Regions from separate parts of the Mus musculus genome. Here all the other regions are linked to region 3. The links are chromatin loops, found by intact Hi-C in ENCODE. Cell type or tissue: heart. All regions are shown on one strand. Each heading gives the region's core, and the rest is flanking DNA. Links, peaks and the distances in the headings are about the cores only.

Region 1 (7,511 bases), core at 1,573-6,572, 590 kb after region 3:
TTCTCCCTTGGCTCAGGACTTTCTAATAAGTAAGTAAGTTAAAATAAGCTATAGCCAAACCTTGTACTGTATGGGAGGCGGTGATATTTTAAAGTTTCAGTGACCCCATCGGAAGAGAGATCTAAACTGCCCAAGGAAGACACTTTGATGTAATGTTTCAACATTTAATAAGATTCCTGGTAACATGTTTCCTGACATAAACCCAGTCATTCAAGATAAATTATCTTCTATGTTAGCATTTAGTCACAGGTAAGACCAGGTGAGCAGAATTCCCTATGTGGTCTGACTATTTACCACCGATGACATACTCCTAGAATCTTGCTTTTTCACACCTATAAAACAGCACATATCCACATTCCTTCTAAAGAAAAGACAGAAGGCATCTCTTCCACAGTGTACTCCAAAGATGCCACAATCCTGTGTCTCCTGCTCAAGGGGGGAGCAGTCAGCCCTTCTTTCTAGTGCTTGGATTCATTAAAACAGCCCGAATCATGCCTCTGACGGGCTGGTGCCTATAAATGCACCACTACACAGAGAGTAACAGACAGACATGACACAGGAAGAATTAGGTGTCAGAAGTCTCTTCTCAGGGCTCAGGCTCCAGCACACAACATAAGTTTTCCTTTGTCCGATAGAAAAGCCCCTAATCAGTAAAATCAACAGGTTAGTAAACAGTCAATCTTCAAAACACACAATATGGTGACGACTCAGTGCTGACCTTCTAGAAGCTTCTTGTATCAGGCATGATGGTATCTATAAACCAACAGTTATAGTACCAGAGCATATGTAATACAATATCTGACACTCAAATTCACAACCGTTATGTTACCCATGTCTGTCACTTCTCTGTCAGCTACACACACACAAAAAGTACACTTCAAGTGGCACCAGTCAAAAAAAAGGTGTGAAGTAAAATGGACAGAAACTTCAGGAAAATTTTATAGCTCAAATGTCAGCTAAAAATCTTGACACTAAAAGCTTTAATTTGGAAACATGGTTAACTTTCTACTCTAAACTCTTCCAAAATCAATTTAAACTTACTCTTCATAGTAATAATTTCATCACATGGTTGCTGATGCAACAGAAAGAAATTAGTCACCAAGGTTACTTACTTGGTGTTTAAAACATCCTCATGTCTATTCAACGACATTATACAGAATTTGCTACCTTTTAAATAATGTCACATTTCTGATGAGAAATGAAATTTCAAAATATTCAGTTGTGTCCCATGATCTGTTGTACATTATAGTGAATTCTGCACACTTCTCACAGATATACCCACAACATTTTTCATCAGACTATTTTTCATCTTAAGAAAAACATGTAGAAACCACTTCTGCACTTCCTTCAAAATTGCAAAATGTAATTTTTGTCAAATATTCAGACGTAAAATGGTAAGATAGGTGTTGAAAACAGCTTTAGACCAAGAATTACAAAAAAATAAATAAATAAAATTGTGTTCTGTTTATAACACACAATGGGGTCTGTAATATCTTTTTATCACCAAAAGTTACTGTCCATAGTAACAGTAGTACCACAAGGGCTTCTAAACACACCATTTATGAAGAGCTCAAGTATTTTCACAAGCTTTATTTCAATACAATCTTTTGAGTCAGAATGAATTTGAAGCTTAGCAGTTATCCTGAAATATAGAACATCTGACATGTCCACTCCAATTCTTCCACCAAAAAGGGTTCATATGACAATTCAACCAAGCACCATTAATGAAAAACATATATAAGCCTAGAGCATGTGCTGAAAGCTCCCTAAAGCAGGAAAAAAAAACACCTCAAAAAACCAAAAAGTATAAAAAAAGCACTTGTGATCAGGATACAATTAAGAGAACATGGAGTTCTGGGGCTAATACCATGGAAAGCCGAAAGTAGATTAATGAAAGTTAGATGCTAGAATTGACCCGTATTCAGGGACCACATGAGACTGCGGTCTCAGCAAACAGTCCAGGTGAAGTAAGACTAAAGGCAGCGCTGATGTGCGGGGAGCTCCTTATGATCCACACTGTGAAGAAGTCCCACGACAGTGGATGATCACCAAGCAGCCTCCACAGAACAGCCATATAAAAATAAGAAGCAAAGTCTCACCCTGGCTTCTAAAGTACTTTTTCATCTCAAGAGTTTTAAAACCTAATTTGATTCCAATGTTCAACTCTCCAGTTCTTTTAAAGGGAAGCCGCTCATCTTCTTGTCAACCTGGAAGTACTTCAGCTAACAACACTGGACCCCAGAGTCCCAGTTGGAAGCTTAAAATGAAACACAGGACTTTTTAAAATGTACCCTGCCTGGCTCCTCTTCACGAAACAACACAGCACTAGATCATTACAGCTCCTGGCACTCGTTTTGGGAGCACAAACTATACAAGAGGACTGGCAGTAACGGTGACATCCTTTTGCTTAGGAGAAGCAACTGAACCTGTGGTTGACATGTTGTCTATGTGATTATCAATCCTGTTTGCATCATTAATCTTCAACTGTATGAAAAGCCTTGCTCCTACTGACCATAAAAATGTTATCACCGTAGAACGTAACCTTTCCGGACCACAGACATACTTCACTTACTGATGGGAAGTTCAGTTTTGTTTTGTTTTTTGAGACACGTACTATTATACCCCTAAGCAGGCCTTGGACTCACGTTCTCCTGCCTCAGCCTCCCAGAGGCTGGGATCCCAGGCATGTGCCACCACACCCAACCTAATATGGTTTAGCAAAGTATAAAACCAGTGGTCTGTGATGCAAGGCTTTAGAACACAAACTGATGAATATTTCACGGGGCGTATCCAAACCCTAAATAATTCTTTCAATCAGACAGTGCTAAAAGTCACTTCTTGATTTGAACGGACTGCTGTTTTCTCAAACTTGGAAAGAGACTGCAAATTCTAGCCAGAAGATTGAATGCCCTCCTTATTTACATTTCCCTTTTTCAATTACCTAAGGGAATCTGTTATGGCTTCACACACAAGTCGCAATTCTAAGCCATTCTTCTTAACCACAAGTATGCCAAGCTCACACTAGTCACTGCCAGTCTCGCTCTGCAGGTGACAGATGCAGTAAAGCTCACAGATGTGGACTGGCTGCAGCTTGACACTCGGTGCAATGTACACCCTGGCAGAGCCTGCAGATGCACAGCTAGCTCAGCAAAGGGAGTGTTTTCTATTTCAGTCATTTCCCATTTTATATACTTCTAGGACCCGTCCAGACGATTATGAAGCGATTACCGCCCCCCACCTTCCCACCTCTCATCCCTGCTCAACCCTATTCACAATTCATTTCTATCTTCCCGCGTTCCAGATCCTTCTTGCCGAAGCTTAATTCGGCCACTACTATTATTATAGAGTGGGGCTCCCGGCAAGTGCCAGAAGCGAGAGGCGCCGGCGCCGCTATTTAGGGGAGCCTTCGCGCAGCTGCTCCAAGTTTTCCGAGAAGCCACCGACCCCTCGCTTAGTGTCACGGTCCCTCTTTCCCCCGGGAGCGGGCTCCAGAACCCGGTCCATCCCTGCCCGCCTTCCACCGCGAGGCAGGCGCGCCCCACCCCCACCCCGTTATCCCTACTGGGATGCCCGAGCCGCTTGGCCCGTCCTCTCCACTAGCCGGTGGCCCGCGGCGCTCCCGTGCTCGGGTCCCCGCCTCGCACAGCTTCCCCGCAGCCCAACCGGCGCGGAGACGCCCCGCGGCAGCTCCAGGCCCCGCGGGCCCCGCACCCCCATCCCCGGACCGCCGACGGGGTTACCGTGGGAAGACGGGGCGGTCGTAAAGGACACGGCGGCAGCGCTGCTGCTGGTTGCGTCGGACGCGGAGAAGAAGCTGGAGGACAAGGATGAAGATAAAACGGGTCCGCTCCCCAGTCTCCATGGAACTCCCGCCCAGGCCCGTTGCTAGGAGCCCCCCAAGGCTCGAGCTCGGTTTCTCGCTTTGTTGTTCCGGGTACAGGGCGGCCGCCGCTTCCCCCGCGACAATAAATAGACTAGACGCACGGGGGCATAGAGGCGGCACGAGGCGGCTAGAGCGCCGCCGGACCCAGGAGCTCCGGGGATCCCGGCTAGCCACTCACTTCCGGTTCTCGCTGCTCCCCTCTCCGCCCCAACCCCTAGCTCCTTCCGCCTTCCCGAAGCCGCTGGCGAAGTCCTCCTCCTGCCCGCGGGCTGGGCGAGGCGGAAGTGGCCGGAGGGCGCTGGGTACCCGGGCTGCGCTTCCCTGAGCTCGCCCGCCCGGGGTGGATTTGAAGCCCCCGGTTTATTTTCCAGCTCCTCGTTGGCGAGCAGCATGACACAAATGGGCTTTCATTTTCCTGTAAACCAGAACTGTGCCTGGCACCCAACCGCCTGTACCGACGAGCTCAGCTAGCAGCCACTGGGCCCTTAGTCGTGACCCCGGGGTGACGGGGATCCCGGCCTTACTCATCGAGGGCCCCCGGCGGCGTGGCGGGAGCAACAGGGCTAGCAGGACGCTGGCGACGCACACTCGCTGGCTTGAACGGCCGCACCGGGCGGAGTGCGCCCTCGGGATGGCTTGGGCCGTGCTGCCCGAGGAGCGAGGCTCATAACGGCCGGAGCGCAGCCGCCCGCGCGACCCAGCTCTTGCCCTTGTGGGCTCGCTCTGGCCGGTGGTGGAGGCCAGCGGGTTAAAGGTCACGTGAGCCGTTTCCTTAGGTGGCTTGGCCTCTGACTGGAGCCACTTGGCCTTTTGAGAATGACTTAGACTGTCATCACAGGGTTTAGACGTGCACACCTAGTAGGGAAGTTTAAGTATTTGAGGGATAGCCAAGGATGCCTCTTTATCTCTCCTCCCTACTCTTAAAGTGTGAAAACGCGCGCACAACACACACACACACACACACACACACACACAGCGCACTCGAACGTTTTAAAGCCCTGAAGGACAGATTTGCTTCAGTTCTCACTTTTATTTATTTATTTTTTTGAGCAATATTAAATAGGTGTACTTTGTGTGGGATAGGACGAACAAGAAGCTGGGTGAGAAAGTCATGCCTATGGTGACTGATTTTGACAGATTTAGAAGGGATGGCCCTGAGAGGAGAGGAAAAGAGGATGTTGTGGTCTGGCTACACTGGGGCTGGCTACACTGGGGCGTGGAGGTGTTAATAGGAATAGGGCATGGCGAGTATAGCTAGGAGAAAGTGACAAGATAAAGTTGGAGGGGAACGAAGACCCAAACTCATCTGCACCTTGCAGACAGGAGTTTGGATTCTCTCCCAAATGGAGAGCAACGGGGTATGGTTTAAAAAACAACAACAAAAAAAAAAAAAACAAAAAAAAAACAAAAAACAAAAAACCGATAACCAGAAAAAGCTCTATTTTTAGGGGCTACTGCCCTGTTTAGAAGGCAATTTTACAACAATGGCGACTGATTCTAAGGTCTTTGATACTTTCCTTCAGGCAGCCCAGCAGGATACCTGGAAAGTGCCCTCTACTTTGGGCTGCCTTTTGTTATAGCCAAGGAGCCTTCCTTATAGAATTGGATATAGTTGGCTTGCAAGTTCCACTTGCTGTGGTGCTGGTTTTGATTGTTAGCTGATTGGATTATTCTTTCACCCTAGATGATTAGTAAAGTGCACTTTTAAGTGTTCTCTGCGATGATAGCACCTTCAGAGACAACTGGATTGCTCTCAGTAGAGCCATTACAGTATGACAGCATTGTTACATGGAAATGAAAGGTAGGTGAGGCCCGCTGGGAAGAAGTAGGTCATGGGTGTGTCTTTAGCTGACATTGCTTGCCCTGATCCCTGCTTTCCCATTTCTTCCTGGAGGGTGATGGGAACTCTTGCTCCATGAACTACTAGCCATGATGGACTGGTACCTTAAACTAAACATCTTACTAACACTGTAGCACTGACAGCTAAAGAGGCAAGAGTTTTAGTTGACTTCACTGTAAAGTGGCCGTTCTCAACCTTCCTAATGCTGAGACCCTTTAATACAGTTCCTTATGTTGTGGTGACCCCCAACCAAAACATTATTTTCACTGCTATTGCATAACTAGTTTTGCTACTGGTATGAATCTTAATGTAAATATTTTTTCCAAAGAAGTTTGCTAAAGGGGATTAGCCCACAGATTGAGACATGCTACTATTAGTCAAGAACTGATGGACACTGACACCCTATTCATCCCAGACCAGACAGACTAGCGAGCCTCAGTGGTAAGAGTTCTGCAACTGCAAACGTAACATAGAAGCCATGATGGCAATATTGACTGTCAGCTTGGTGAGGATTAGAGTCTCGTAGGAGGCAGATATCTGTGCACAACTGTGAGGTAGTTTCTAGATTGGGTTAACTGAGACGGAACAGAAAAATGTGGGTTGACACCATTCTACACCCTGGCAACCTGGACTGAGCAAAAGGGAGAGAACTGGCTGGGTGCTAGCGATCATCCTTCTCTGCCTCCCGCCTGTGGATGTGATGTGACTAGCTGCCTCATGCTCCTGTCATATGCCTCTCATCATCATAGGGTGTACCCTCAAATGCCTAAACAACCAGCCCAGATAAACCCTACTTTCCTTCCTTTTGTTGGGGTTTTGTTGAGAAGAGTAATTCGTACCCAGGCTAAAATAACTACAAGCTGTTCCAGTTAACAATGAAGTAAGACTGAAATGTAAAGAGACATGGTGAAATTTTTAACAATTTAATATCATAATTTTTATGTATAAAAGCACTTATACACAGTGTCTTAGTAACTTAATAAAACCTACATAAATGTACCCTTTACTACAGACATTTTAAGACAACAGCCAACTGTCACAGTAAGTCTGACTCTAAGAAGTTTAGATCTTCAAATGAGGCTACAGGAATGTGCTGGCTCCTCTGGCCTCCTGTAGTCCTGCAAAAGACAGACTATAGGACAGAAATTATGTCACATCATTAGGTACAGTTATTTCTGCTGAAAGACCCCACCATAAGGCTTAGCAAGCTAGCTGCAGTAACGCCATTTTGCAAGGCATGAAAAAGTACCCGAGCTGGGTTCTCAAAAGTTACAAGGAAGTTCAGTTATAGATTAACAGTTAAAGATCAAGGCTGAATAGCACTGGGACAGGGGCCGAACAGGATATCGGTGATCAAGCACCTGGGCCCCGGCTCAGGGCCAAGAACAGATGGTTCTCAGATAAAGCGGAACCAGCAACAGACACAGAAGCCCCGATAGACGTCAGTGTTAGCAGAACTAGCTTCACTGATTTAGAAAAATAGAGGTGCACAGTGCTCTGGTCACTCCTTGAACCTGTGTGTCTGCCAATGTTCTGACCAGATATGTGCCCATTGCTGAACCTTCATTAGACTCTTTCCTTGTACCCCTCCCCTACCCATTTCTTGAAAATAGACATTGTTTAGATCTAAAAAGTCCCACCTCAGTTTCCCCAAATGACCGGGAAGTACCCCAAACCTTATTCGAACTAACCAACCAGCTCGCTTCTCGCTTCTGTAACCGCGCTTTTTGCTCCCCAGCCCTAGCCCTATAAAAAGGGTAAAAACTCCACACTCGGCGCGCCAGTCCT
Region 2 (7,511 bases), core at 1,573-6,572, 440 kb after region 3:
TCGAACCGCCTCGTGAAAGAAAGCACCACACAAACTGAGTTCAGAATCAACAGGTAACACAGTCACTGGAACTAGAATCCTAATCTTGTAAGCCATATTAAATCTAAATGCGTGCACACATGTATTGAGAACAAAGGCAACTGTGAGGGCTGTTTTCCTACCCCTGGTGGCATCAACATGATGGTCTCACTGGCTGCCCACCTGAGCATTCACTTATGTCACCTGGAGTTTCCCGGTTCGCATTTGATGTTTAAATACTTCAGCTTGGACAGCGTACCATGTGAACCCCGGGGCCAGCTGCTGGAAATCTGCAGTGTTCAGGAAGAATACCACTCCAGTTGCTGGTAAGCCTTGAAACACTAACCTGGTAGCCTCACTTCAGACGTGGTTGCTATGCCTTCAAATAATCTCTAGTGTAAGGATTGTTCATTATCGGAGAAGCTCTTACAATTAAAGGTTTCCATTTTTGTTATGCGTACGAGTGTTTTGCCTCTATGTGTGTGTGTGCCTGGTGCTCTGGAGTGTCCTGAAGAGATCAGCAAAGGACTTTAGATGCCCTAGAACTGGAGTGGCGGATGGTTGTGAGCCGCCATGCTTGGCAATCAAAATGGGCTCCTCTGTAAGAACAGCTATTTCTCCGTTGCGTGTTAATTTCAAAACTTCATGCTATCACCTTCTGGGGCTGCACTCTCAGCTTCTCAGCTTGGCTCCAAGAATTCACTGCCGCTGCTCCCAATCCAGATAGCTCCGCAATGGCCAGCAGTTAGTGTCTCCAATCCTCTAACAACCGGAGAACGCTCCGAGCTGTGATGAGTCTACACTGACCAACCAACCCCGAGGCTGGCTCTGCCAACCACCAAAGACTGTCCCAAGGCTGCCCTTTCTCCTGCCCACCTGAGTCACGGAGGATGGAAAACATCAGACAGCCTTAATATTTTAAAACCAGCCAGATAACACAACCACTGAGCATGGAACCTACTGCCCTGAAGTCATCAGCTATCCTGTATCAGAATTCTTCCGGTGATGAAGCGGCCACCGGTTCTAGTTGCCCCCAGACCTTACATGGTTCTGTGCTCCTCTCCCCAAAGCCTGACTGAAAAGCCCACTCACTATCTTGTCTCCTTCTGGGACCTGGAAAATCCCACCTCTTTATTTTCACCCAGTGATTACCTTCTGCCATCTTTATTGATATAATCAAGAAACAATTAGGGAACCAGATTTCAGTATCAGCTCCTCCTACTACATTTCTCCAGCCCTCACAATTAATCATTTTGGCTGGGAAGTAGTTCACTTGCCTGCCCTGTGTAAGGGCTCTGATGGTGATCCTTAACACGCAGGCGCGCGCGCGCACGCACACACACACACACACACACACACACACACACTTTTAATCCTTAAAATGAATCTCATTCACATTACATATTTTGCATACTCTGGGCAGGGATGTTTGCCCTTGTGTTACCTGGGATAGGAATCCAAGGAGTGTAACTGATCCCACTTTTCAAATTCTTGTTCTCATAGAATAATAATAAATTTAACTAAGTAAGTGTATGATTTGTATATTGAAATAGAAAAGAAATGGTCTGCAAATGTGGATTCTGGAATCCCCCCTCCCTTTTCCTATTTGTAATCCTTTGATCTCCTTCAGTCGTCCTTACTTTACTCCTTAACTAAGACTTTGAGTGCTGCACTGGACAGAGTGGACATCCTTGACTTGGTCTTGACTTTAGTGGAAACACTTTGAGCTTCTCTCCATTTAACTTGATATTGACTGGCTGTAAGCCCCCTTCATTATGTCTCTGTCCCTGTAAGCCTCATTTCTCCTATACTTTTATCTTGAATGAATGTTGGGATCTGTCAAAACCTTTCCTGCATCTGTGAGATGATCATTTTGTTTTTGCCTTTTAATTTCTATGTGCTGGGTATGTTTGCTGATTTACATATGTTGAACCATGCGGCTCTGGGATGAAGTCAACTGGATCAGTGGATGGTCTTTCTGATGTTTTCTTAAATTCAGTTTTTGAGTACTTTATTGAGAATTTCTGCATCATGTTCATAAGTAAGGGCTATACTTTTCATTTTTGTTGAGTCTCTGTTTTAGTATTGGGACTTTGTAAAAAGAATTTGGAAGAGTTCCCTCAGTTCCGATTTTGGGAAATGATTTGAAGATTATTGACATTAGTTAATCTTTGAAATTCTAGTAGAATTCTGTACTGAGTCTACTAGGACATAGTTTTTTTTTCTTATTTGGGAGTTTAATAGATGCTCTATTTAACTAGGGGTTATGGGTCTGTTGATGTCATGTTGATTTTAGTAGGTAATGTTTATAAAGAAATGTATCTATTTCATTTAGATTTTCCAGTTTGGTGAAATACTGATTTTTAAAGTATGTCTTCATGATTACCTGAATTTCCTCCATGTTTGTTGTTATGTCTCCCCTTTTATCTCTAATTTATTAATTTGGTTATTTACTAATTGATTGTTTTTCCCATACACTCGTTGTGGATGCTATTTCTTCTTTTTTTTCTTCCCCTAAAATTTTCAAATGTATCCTTTTTATTAGTGTGAGATCTGTCTGTTTTTTTTGTTGTTGTTTTGTTTTTTGTTGTTGTTGGTTTTTGTTTTTATGTAGGAACTTAGCGCTATGAACTGACTCATGGCATTGCCTTCATTGTGTAAGCATATTTTGTGTTGTCATTTTCATTCAATTCTAAAAGAATTTTAACTACCATCTTGAATTTTGTCTTTGAATTAAAAAGTTCTTGTTCCAGGGTTCCACATGAGACCCTGTCACTTATCTTCAGGAGATCGTCTGCTTTTAGTCGACTGGGTAAATTCTGCTGCTAGAATACTGTACGTTTAGGGAATCACATTTGAGGTGGGGTTGGAAGGACATGAAATGCAAGTCTCTTGTGGAGAGAATGCCAGGTGTACAATGTGGGGGAGAGACTGGAAGGCTTCTGGGAGGCTCAGGGAACCGGAAGGCTAAGGAAGCGAAGCCTGGAAAAAAGAATCCAGCTCAGGGCTGATGACAGAGAAAGGTCATGGTCGGGCTTACTTTTCTAATGGATCAATCAGAAGATGTTCCCGGGGTTCCAAGAGACATGGAAAGGAAGACTTGGGAAGAAGGTGGGACAGCGCTCGCTGTTTAGTGTTTCCTCTTCAGGCAGGGTCTCCATGGCTGTCCTACAATTTGCATAGATCCTTCCGCCTCAGGATCTGAAATGCCTGGATTACTGAAGAGAACTGTCAGACAGCCCTGCTCATCTATTGGGCCTTTAGCTATCTATTGAGGAAATCATGAGGTCTGTCAGACACTGAGAAGACAGATACATTTATGTTGCACTGAGCAATACAATTATTTATTCTGAGTTTTCAGCATAAGGGTTTATTCAGCTTACACTTCCATACTGCTGTTCATCACCAAGGAAGTCAGGACTGGAACTCAAGCAGGTCAGGAAGCAGGAGCCGATGCAGAGGCCATGGAGGGATGTTCCTTACTGGCTTGCTTCCTCTGGTTTGCTCAGCCTGCTCTCTTATAGAACCAAGACTACCAGCCCAGGGATGGTACCACCCACAAGGGGCCCTCCCCACCTTGATCACTAATTGAGAAAATGCCTTACAGCTGGATCTCATGGAGGCATTTCCTCAACTGAAGCTCCTTTCTCTGTGATAACTCCAGCTTGTGTCAAGTTGCCGCAAAACCAGCTAGTTCACCAGTAGATGGCAATATTGGCCCAGAAAAGCCAACCACACCTGTGGGAGGGCCTCAGGACAGGGACACGACAAGGACTATCTACTTGAGAGATATTTTGCTTTTAATTCATTGTTGTTCTATTAATTTGTAGTTTCTCTTTTATCTCAGAATATTAAAGTTATAAATAAAGCAAAAAAAAGTTCCAGAAGCCTTAAATTCTGCGTTTTGAAAGTCACTCTTCTTAGATGTACTTCCTTTGAGGTAGCAGGCTGTGAGGCGACTAGCAATCAGGATATCCACACAAAATGGAACTCAAAAAGATTTTGCTGACGTCACTAAGAACACCAGAACAGAAATCAGTTACATGTCACTTCCAACATTTAAAATAACGTTCAGTTTTAGTCCTAGTCTCATGGAAATCAAAGCCGCACATACTTACCCCAAACTCAGAGAACGATAACATAAGACGTAGGAGTTGGAGGTAATTTAAAACGTTTTAAAGATTATATATTAACCGGGCGTGGTGGCACACGCCTTTAATCCCAGCACTTGGGAGGCAGAGGCAGGCAGATTTCTGAGTTCGAGGCCAGCCTGGTCTACAAAGTGAGCTCCAGGACAGCCAGGGCTATACAGAGAAACCCTGTCTCGAAAAACAAAAAACAAAAAAACAAACAAAAAAAAAGATTATATATTAATTGTACTAATGCATAGTCACGGGTTTCATTGTGACATCTTCATGAACATATACAACATGTTTTGATCAGATTCAGCTCTTGCTATCCCCCCTCTCCGTACATCCTCACCATAGCTACTAGCCCCGACTTATTAAAAAATTTTGTAACCCAAGGAGTGTAATTAGGGTTAGACTACTAATTACTTCTTACTGGATCATGGGTGTGAGGTTTCTTCCAAGATCATGACCACTTTACATTGGGCACACCACTGAAGAGAAAGTCTCTCTTTACTCTATCAAACGTGAGCTTCCTGGAGAGCCTCGGGTAGGGGTGGAACTTTAGGTAAGACTGGGGTTTCAGGTAGGGGTGAGGCCTCTGGTAGGGGTGGGGCCTCGGATTTGGGTTAGAGTTAGGGTCCCTCCCTTCTCCATAGCACGGTTTTGTCTGGCTGAGGCTTGTAACAGATTTTATTTGGGTCCTCACAGTTGCTTTAAGTAATTTTAACACTTTAACCTTATACTCCGGATTGAATTTATACAAACACAATGAAAAATCAAATAAGGAAATGTAACAGAAACCCTCTTATGTCATTTACAACAATACCACTTACAAGAATTTGTTTGCCTTGTTTTCTGAGGTGTTCAACTTTATTGTTCAATCTATATTTTTCACTAAAAGTAGCCAAAGGCCCTTTGTAATAAATAAATATCAATATGGGCCATAAATATTGGATATTTTAAGAACCAGTGCATCATAATCAAGGACATATCCTAGGCAGCTGTACTTAGGGGTTAATAACCACTGTGCAGGATCACAGGTAGTGGGCAGTGCTCGAAAGCTTAGATGGGGGAACATTCCCTTTGCCTTGATGATGCTTCTTATCTCGTACCTATCTTTAGATAAATCATTCTGGGATCTCTTAAGACATATGTTGATGTCTTCACATGGCAAGCTTGCTTGTAATTTAGTTTCCAATGTAGATGGAAAGAATCTGTGACGAGCTTTAGCTGTGACTAAATTGACTTATTCGTTACTCTATGTGTTCATTTAATAATTATCTGTTAAGCCCCTGGATACCAACAAGATAGGATTAAGAAAAAATGTTAAAACCATACTTTAAAAAAACACATTCTTCTACGTCGCTTATAAATACAAGCTCAGACTCAAGTGAACGCTGGACCGTCACCGTGGCAGCGTGCTGACTGCTGTAAGCAGCACTTACGTCACCTTCCCAGAGAGTTCATGAGGTTGGTGCTAATGCAATCAAGTAAGTAGTGGCTTGGCTCAATATCTTAGCAGCAGGGTATGATGACCTTGGGGACGATGCGAAATTTCTTTCTCCAGTGCCAAGAAAACTCATTAGGAGTTGCCAACTGCTATCAGACCAAAATGATTTTATCCATTAGAGAAAATTTATTGAACAATAGCTATGTGCTCAGTCGTGTGTGTCCAGTGGTATGTATGTATCGAGGGCTGTGTGCCTAGTGCTGTATGCCCGATGCTATGTGCCCTGTGGTGTTTGAGTGTGTGCAGGGCTGTGTGTCCAGTGCTATGTACCCAGTAATGTACTTTAGCATACTGTACTACATTGACTATGAACTGTAGAATGAATCCCTTCTTGTGAGAAGCACATTCAATAACACTTTATTTTCTCTTCCCTCAAAATCACATTTAATACAGAATTTTGATATAGTTTTCTTTTTTACTAAGATTTTTCAGAAAAGAGGAATATATGAATATTCCCAGTGATGTAATTGAAGAAAATGAATATTCCAGAATCGAATGGAAAATTCCCTTAACTGCAGTGATGAGTCCAGCCCGTGCAGTGACAAGAGAAACGGAACATCCCTAATGCCTCTCAGTCCAAAAACACAAGACTGAGTTGGAAACAGAACAGAACCAGGCTTCCCTCTCTGCTGTGGCCATGGATGGAAACATGTGGTGGCCACAAGAACTTGGAGTAGTGGATGAATAGGCCAAACCACCTAACAGGAACAGTCCTAAAGACAGCATTGAAGCAACACCAGTGGTGACCCAGGAAGTCATGATTCTTTGGGGGTCTAGACAGTTTCTTGAATCAGACTGTGGATTTGCAAGGGATGAAAACTTGGTTACCATTAGCAACTGACCCATAAAGAACAGTGACAAAGTCCTAGTGACATTATCACAGTCACCGGTGATGTTCATGGTCAGCAAGGGGCTGGCTGACCCAGGCTGAATTCAATAAAGTATAGTCCACTGTGAGGCAGTATTTGTTAATAATAATACAGTCTACTGTATATGCCAACAAATCATGTGGGCCATTGCAAGGGACTCAGGATATTGAAAACCCAAACAAACAAAATAGGAAAATCCTAAACACTATTCATCAAACTCAGAACTGAGGAAATTCTTGGGGAAGGTAATATATTGATTTATCATTGTGGGGGCAGTGCATAGATAGATAGATAACAGTAGACATTTGGGGGAGTTGGTCCTGGGATTCTACCCTTTTGAGGCAGGGTCTCCCGTTCCCTCTTTCTGCCACTAAGCTGCATCCACCAGGATAGATGGCTCAGAGGTTCTGGGATTTTCTCTTGTCTCTGCCTCCCACTTCGTGGTGAGACGATCGTGCTGGGATTGCAGACTCTCCTCCTGGCTCTTCCTGTGGGCTTCAGCAATCACAGTGCATCCTCAGGCTTGCAGACTTAAACTTTTACCTACTGAGCCATCCTTCCAGCCCTCTTTGAAATATTTAATAAGATTCTGTTGTTGTGATATATATTTGGAACTCTATTAGTTCTTATAATGGCCCAGCCAGCCCCCCAATAATTGAGGCAGAATCCTATAGACTTATTTAATCAGCTTTAGCACAGTTACTGGGCGATTGATTACCTGTAAACTATTTCTCAGTGCTAGACTGGCTATTTCCCAGCTGCAATCCCCAAGTTCCCTGCTCTTTCCTGAGTCTCTACTGGGTTATTTTGGCTCCATCTGTCTGTCCTCAGGGTGCACTTTTCTGGCCAAGTGCTCCTGGTCCTGCCTGGCTAGTGGAGACCTCCTGGTCTTTGTCTTTCTCCTTTCCCCAGAGTTCCCTACCTTCAAACCACAGCCCAGGTAACGGAAACCCCGCCCACCTCTATTCTCCCTAGCAATTGGCT
Region 3 (7,511 bases), core at 1,733-6,732:
CACATCTGTTTGTCTGTTTTGGGCAGTAGTTTGTCTGCAGATGATAAAGGCAATTTGTTTCCCATGGCTACCTTGCCATGATAAGCAACCTCTTCTGTAAAGATGCTCAGTATCTTCTTTGAACCATAAAGGGGGAGCTGTCAGGAGCAGACGTATCTCATGGTCAAATGATCCTTAATAATGAAATAGTATTCAATGTCACACTACCTATCGATATAAAGTATATCTGAACTGTTAAACCTTAACCACTCTTAGCCATTCTATTTGAATAAATTGAAAATACTTCATTATAATTGAATCATAATCTAACATAACCATGACTTTGCTATCTGGTCCTTAACTTGTGTTACTAATCATCCTAAACAGGTTGTAATAACAGCTATTAGAAGGACTGGGTCAAAGCCTTGTACTCTTAAATTAGTTGCATAGGCACAACACCTAACTAAGAGTAACATTATTAATTTCTAATTTTGTATCTATATACAGATTTATACCAATGAAAACCTTAATCCTATATCAAATTCTGTACCAATGTAAGAAATTATAACTTTAATTTTACATCAATTATAAAGCTTTCTATCAATGTACGATTATGGCTATACAATGTTTTGTTTAAGAGTAAATTTGACAACCTATTCCTATTTGTCTATTCTTCTAACTTCTATGATATTACTATATTCCTCCTTTTCTCTTCAAATCCCTTTTACTTTACTTAAGAAAGAAGGATAGAGAAGAAGAAAGAAAAGATAGAAATCTCTGAGTCTAAGCTCTCTAGTTTCCTCCCTGTCCAAAGCTACAACACTTGCAAACTATCCCTTAAAGTTAAACATATCTATAATTCCTAAAATATCCAGAGCCATTCACCCCAACCCTAAGGGAATGGGGCAATAATCTTTTGCTTGCTTATAACATTACAATACAATAGTGTAATGTTAAGTGTAGGCCCCCAAGACCTGGTTGTTCCAGAGATGAGAGAGCCTGCATGTAAACCCAAGTGACATTATGTGACATTGCCCCCAAGTTATTTCTGTTGGTTTTGTTTGTTTGTGGGTTGTTGGTTGTTTTTTTTTTTGTTTTTTTGTTTTTTTTTGTTTTTTTTGAGACAGGGTTTCTCTATATAGCCCTGGCTGTCCTGGAACTCACTTTGTAGACCAGGCTGGCCTTAAACTCAGAAATCTGCCTGCCTCTGCCTCCCAAGTGCTGGGATTAAAGGTGTGTGCCACCACGCCCTGCAAATTATTTCTGAATTGTAAATAAAAGTGCCTATAAGTCAAAAACTTGGCAGTGTTGAGATAGGCATTTTCTGGTGTTCCCTGCCTGGGGATGGCAGGAGATCATAACAGAGGTAGATAGAAGAAGATAAATAGAGGAGAAACCACCATGAATTAAGAACCTTAAGTAATGGTCATGTATTAATGACTATTAAAGTAATTAAAGTAGTGGTCTAATTAGAGTTAAGAGCAGCCCAGACAAATCCATGGAAAATTATATAATGGAATTATTGGCTGAGAAATATGTATACAATATAGAGGATAGCTATCTGCCTAACTCTTGTGCTAACTAAGGCTTATCATAAATATAAAGGTTGTATGCATCTTTTATCCAGGAACTAAATGGTCAGAGGATGTGTAGAAATCCTGGGTTGAGATCAAATATTTTCTACCACACAAAACCAGATATCAGCACCTAGAATTACAATCTTACTTCCAGGGGACCAGCTCCAGCGAGGTTCTTCTTTCTTGTCAGTTATTCTTGAGGCAGCAGAGGGGGAAGAGCTTGGCAGAGGGGGAAGAGTTCCGTGGAGGGTAAGACTTTGTCTTACGACATATTTATGGTTGCTTTATAATAATAAAAACTTTACTTCTCTAAGTTACTATGCTACTGTATCTGATTAACTTATCTAAGTCTAAATTACTATGCTATTGTAGCTGACCTGCCCTCTGTGTTCATCTGAGGCCAGAGATTGTAGTCTCAGGCACTTAGCACCTCACCCTAAAACAGCAGGTAGGTTAGGGTTAGGGTTAGGGTTAGGGCCTTTTCCCTATTGTCCAGGCTAAGGGGAAGTTTGGAGCAATAAATTTCTATTGAACCAGGAAAAGAGAATAACACTCTCAAAAGGAAAAACTTTTACATAATCAAATATGCATAATCTCATATAAATTCATATACAGATTCATAATCAACACCTCCTAAGAGCAGCTCAAAGAGGCCTACGAACCAGGAGATTTAATGGTACCACACCAGTTCCAGGTGAGAGATGCAGTTCTTGTCCGATGATATCGAGCTGAGAATCTAAAACCTTGTTAGAAAGGCCCTTACATCGTGCTGCTGACCACCCCCACTGCTGTCAAAGTAAAAGGCATCTCTGTTTAGATTCATGCCTCTCACATAAAGCAAGCTCCTGAAAAATAAAACCCCCCTTGGTTGACCACCCTCATTTCTACTCTGATGGGCCCTCTAATAATTTTGCTCTTACTGCTGATGTGTGGCCTACTAAATCTTAATAAATTGGTGACCTTTATTAGAGAAAAAATTGGTGCCATCCAGCTGTTAGTACTAAGACAACAATACCAGTCTCTGCAGAACCTTGAAGAAGAGATTGCAGCTTAGTTCTAAGATTAGAACTAGTAACTAGAAGAAGTGGGGAATGAAAGATCCTGACAGAATGTAAAAGGTCACAGAAGCCCTGAAATTGGCAAAATAGATTTCTCTGTTAGCAGAACTAGCTTCACTGATTTAGAAAAATAGAGGTGCACAATGCTCTGGCCACTCCTTGAATTCGTGTGTCTGCCAATGTTCTAACCGTTCCTTAAACCCAGTTGTGTGCCCACTGCTGCACCTCACTGCCTGGTGTTTGTGATATTGGTTGCTGAGAAAGAGTCAGAAAATCTCCCCAGCAACCACAGCCCAGCCAATCCTGAGTTGCTACATACACCTGCACCAGACTCTTTCTTTGTACCCCTCCCATACCCATTTCTTGAGAATAGACATTGTTTAGATCTGGAAATCCCCTACTCCCCACTTCTCCCCAGGGCCTATAAAAACTGGGACCTCTTTCCCCTAGAGGTCGACTCCTCTACCTCTGTGTGGGATATGAGTTGTCCCCAGAGCTCCGGCTTTCCCCAAATAAAGCCTCCTGTGGTTTACATCAAGCTTGGTCTCTCCTGAGTTCTTGGGTGTCTGCTATTGTCCTGAGGCCTGAGCAAGGGGCTCCTCTCAGAGTCTTTCATTTGGGGGTTCATCCGGGATTGGCGTGACCACCCACGTCTCCGAAGACCCACTTGGAGGTGAAATTTTTTGTCTAAAATATTTCTGTGAGCCGGCGAGGTTCAGTGCTGAAATTTGCAGCCTCTACGTTTCGTGAGAAATGAAGACCTCTACCTTGGGATGAGGCACTGAGTGTGAACAGCAGAAGGGCTGCTGCTCGCTCTGGGGGGATGCCCTGAGCGAGAGGAAGGACTCCAGGAGTCTGTCTGGGGCAGAAAGTAAAGAGTTAATAGTCTTCCTAGATTGGAAGACTTAAGCACTTCCCTGACTTTTTTGCATTTCTGAGTTGTTTTTTGTCCGTTTGTCAGTGTGTGTTTGTTTTTTGTGTCTGTTTTCAGGTATTTGTCAGTGTGTGTGTGTGTGTCTGTTTTGTGTTTGTTTCGTGTTTTCCGTGATATTGGATGGACTGTAACGACCCCCACTAAGTTTGACTTTAGACCACTGGACTGAAGTTAGATCAAGGGCCCATAATCTTTCAGTAGAAATTAAGAAGGGACCTTGGCAGACTTTTTGCTCCTCCGAGTGACCGACTTTTAATGTAAAATGGTCACTAGAGGGGACTTTTGGTTTGACTCTTATCTTTGAAGTTAAAGCCACTGTTTTTCAGAGCAGACCTGGGTCCCACCTGGATCAACAGCCCTACCTCTTCTAGAATTCACTGCCATAAATCAAACCATAGATTCCCCATGCGTCTCAGAGCCCTTCCCCCTCTGCTCCCACGCGCACGGGTGGGTCAGCACAGCAGCAGCAGAGGCGGCGGTTAAAACCCTGCCTGGACCAGCATGCTTTCTGGCCCGGCTGTGACAAGGCGGGCAGGGCTCGCCCTGCCACGCCAACTCCTCCTCCAGCTGCTTTCGCTCCCCGGGTGAGCATGCAGCCCCAAGCCCGAAACAGAGCCTCATCTTCAACCCACAGCTCCTTCCCCTCTGCCCTATCTTCTGCTTCCGAAGGTCCCTGCTCCCAGCTCTGGGATTGCCGGCGGCAGTCAGAGGACCAAGGACCGGAGGCTGGGACCCAGAGCTGACAAGCCCAGAGTCCCCCAGCAGATGGAGCTCCTGACACCACTTCTGCCTTTTCCTTTGTGAGCTGTAGGCGACCTGCCCACTGACCACTCCTCTCAGAGACTTTCAGTCTTGGGTCGGACACAGTTTGTAGAGCAGGCTGTCCTCAAACCTGTAAAAGCCTGACTCTGCCTTTCCTTTTCGTTCTTTCTTTTTGTTTGTTTGTTTGTTTTATTTTTTGTTTTGTTTTGTTTGTTGAGACTCTGTAGAGTGAGGCAGGCCTCTAACTCAGAAATCCGACTGCCTCTGCTTCCCAAGTGCTGGGATTAAAGGCACTGCCTAGCCTGTTATTTTTGCTTTTTGTTTTTGAATAGTGAGAAACATGATCTATTTAGTCCTGTTGTCTGTAGAAGTTTGATAAGGAAGGCCATTTGGATTTTATTAAAGAGTTTTTGACTGATTGCATTTCAGCTTTCACTGAGTATCTTTCTTATGATCAGAAAGTAGAACTATAAATTTATTCTTTTGAATTATTTACTATCAAGTGCTTTTGTGCAGTGTTGCTATATTACATGGTTGGTTACATAGAATGAAGAGGTGGTGAAATCTATGTTTCTAGTTATCTGTGATGTCCCTGAGCAGGCTGGCTTAGTCTGGAACCACAGGTATCTGAAACCAAGTCTGCATAGAAAGTTTCTTGGAGTTCCAGAGTGAGTTCCAAGTCAGCCAGGGCTACACAGAGAAACCCTATCTCATAAAAAAAAAGAAAAATAATAATAGGAAGAAAGAAAGAAAGAAAGTAAGAAAGAAAGAAAGAAAGAAAGAAAGAAAGGAAGGAAGGAATGAAGAAAGGAAGAGAGAGAGAGAGAGAGAGAAAGAAAGAAAGAAAAGAAGAGAAAAGAGAACTCACTCTGTAAGCCAGGGTGACCTTGGACGCAGAAATCTGCCCAAGGTTAAAGGTGTGTGCCACAACTGCCCCAGCTCTACTCTAATTCTCTCTCTCTCTTTTTTCTGTCTGTCTGTCTGTATGTATGGAAGTAATATTAATCCATTAATATCTCTTTTTCCTAAAATTCATGTCACTTCTCCTTACTTTTTCTCTCTCACTCACTCCATGTTTGTGTGCATGTGTGTGTGTGTGTGTGTGTTAGTCTAGGGTACACAGATCAAAGAAATCATATTTCCCAGGGATTCTTAGAAATAAACAAGGAATTCTAACCATCATCACCATCACCACCAATAAAAAGGCTGTGGAAACTGTTTCATGTCCCTCTCCCCCACAGGTGAGGATGTAGCTGCTTAATACTCCATGTGTGTATGTGTTTCCATGGCCAGCTAGTACCAACCCCAGATTTGTGTTTCAGAGATCTTTACTTATTTATTTCTCATGCCTGGTCTTGAGTGGGTGGTAGGCCACCACACTTCCAGAAAAACAACATAAAATCAACTAACAAACCAACCCGAAAATGTAAAAGAATGGATTCATCTGGCATTTAAAAGTAATAGACTGCCGGGCAGTGGTGGGGCATGCCTTTAGTCCTACTACTTTGTAGGCAGAGGCAGACAGATTTCTGCGTTCCAGGCCAGCCTGGTCTACAGAGTAAGTTCCAGGACAGCCAGGGCTACGCAGAGAAACATTGTCTTGATCTCAGCACTGGGGAGAGGCAGAGGCAGAACTTACTTGAGAGGCCGGCCTGGTCTGTCTTGTATGTTTTTGCACCATGTACAGAGACTTTGCATCTCATAAATGAATGAATACAGAGAAAGATATTCATCCATCTATACATGCATGTGCGATGGCTCAGAGGGCAAAGCTGCTAGCTGTTAAGGTACAGGTAAACTATTAAGGCCTAGATCGAATGTGAAGGCCTACTTCAGATTAGATAAGGCCTAGGTAACCTCTTACCTGGCTAGCCTGCCATTTTGTGCTGTTAACTACTATTATAAGGACACTTTCTCATACCTTGTTTCTGCTTTTACTGCCCGAATTGATTACATATTCTTATTGGTTGTGTCCTCGGAAACCAATCATGAAAGAAGCCAATCGAACTGCTTCCTTTGTTCTATAGTAATCTGCAATAGGCTTGGACCCAAACTGACCACCTAGCAGCATTTCCTGTACTCACCCATGTATACACTTTTATGGCATTTGCTCTTAGAAGCTGCCCTGGGGCTGGACCCCCCCACCCCCAACACAAGAGAGACACCCACACCACCGATTCAGTGCACAGACTACTATGATTGGAGCTTTTTATTACTGTTGATTGTTGAGTATGTCTCTGAATAAATGAAATATAGTAGGTTAGGTCAAGCACCCCGAGCACTGGCTACTCTTCCAGAGGACCCAGGTTTGATTACCCAGCACCCACATTAAAGCTAACCAGCATCTGGAACTCCAGATTTCAATAGGAAACTCCTTTACAATAGGAAAACACTGCCTATTGGTTTATTTGTTCAAATGTACAATAGGCTATTTATAAATAAATGGATCTCCAGTGAAGTATGTTAAAACTGCAACTGTTATAAATGGAAATCTAAATGAGAAGAAAATAAGGCATATTTGATATGTAAATTGAGAACAAACATTCTGGTATGATAATAGATTTTTGTCCTCAAAACACAGAAACAACAAAATTATCCACTAAACACTAGTAAGACAGGAATGTAAAAATTAAGGAAGGGAGAAAAAATGTTTTCAAAAGGAAATCTTTGGAGATTGGTGTACTGCAAATGAGACTTCCTACCCACACTCCTGGTAGACATAAATACTGGCAACTGCCAACTGCTCAAGGCTGTCAGAGATCTAAACAGTGGGTCTGAAATAAACGAGAAGCATTATTTTTTAAAACAAGGATCTATCTCCGTGGATACTCGTTGACCTGAGTCTTAAACAAGAAGAAAACCACTAGAATTACTCAGATGTGTCTGTTTCCCTTTTACAGACCTCAATGTTCCTTGACTCCAAGTGAGGTTCATGACTTCCATGATGATATACTTACAAAGGAATACAACCACAGAGCTAAAACCTCATCGTTACTCATTTTCACTGAAGCAAGCACCCCCCAATAGATTATTCACCCACAAAATAACATGTTTATTTGTTGTGTCCGGCCAGCGGCTCACATGTCCGGGTTCTAGTCTGGAAATGCATCTTGGAATCTGGAAGAGAATAGGGGACTAGGCGAACGCGAGAATGATAAAACCAAGGCAGTCATTCTGATCAAGGTTCGATTTTACTAATTC

Evidence for each region. Peaks named below come from ENCODE experiments on the same cell type or tissue, not always from the same donor. Only the 100,000 strongest peaks of a DNase experiment are listed, where the experiment ranks them.
Region 1: it touches region 3 in a loop (4-fold over the local background); 3 of 42 quality-filtered maps call a loop at or near these places.
Region 2: a loop joins it to region 3, with 7 times the contacts of the local background. A loop is called at or near these places in 3 of 42 quality-filtered maps.

Annotation. Positions count from the first base shown.
Region 1 is chr10:22,727,376-22,734,886 of GRCm38, forward strand. It overlaps Tbpl1 (TATA box binding protein-like 1), which reads right to left and starts at 4,072. Exons shown (of 7, transcript NM_011603.5): 1 at 3,741-4,072. It overlaps Mir7663 (microRNA 7663), which reads right to left and starts at 2,057; the gene lies at 1,997-2,057. In heart, for the core only: a CTCF peak has its summit at 3,987; DNase peaks (open chromatin) are centred at 3,986 and 5,066; H3K4me3 peaks cover 2,965 bases; H3K27ac peaks cover 2,097 bases.
Region 2 is chr10:22,575,896-22,583,406 of GRCm38, forward strand. All of the region lies in intron 2 of Gm40612 (a long non-coding RNA gene), which reads right to left. Among named protein-coding and RNA genes, the nearest start is that of Gm46216, 26 kb to the right of the region's middle. In heart, for the core only: a CTCF peak has its summit at 3,731 (motif pointing right); no DNase peak of the experiment used is centred there.
Region 3 is chr10:22,136,816-22,144,326 of GRCm38, forward strand. It overlaps E030030I06Rik (RIKEN cDNA E030030I06 gene), which reads right to left. Exons shown (of 2, transcript NM_001254745.1): 2 at 7,489-7,511. Among named protein-coding and RNA genes, the nearest start is that of E030030I06Rik, 8.7 kb to the right of the region's middle. In heart, for the core only: a CTCF peak has its summit at 4,319 (motif pointing right); a DNase peak (open chromatin) is centred at 4,306; H3K4me3 peaks cover 736 bases; H3K27ac peaks cover 430 bases.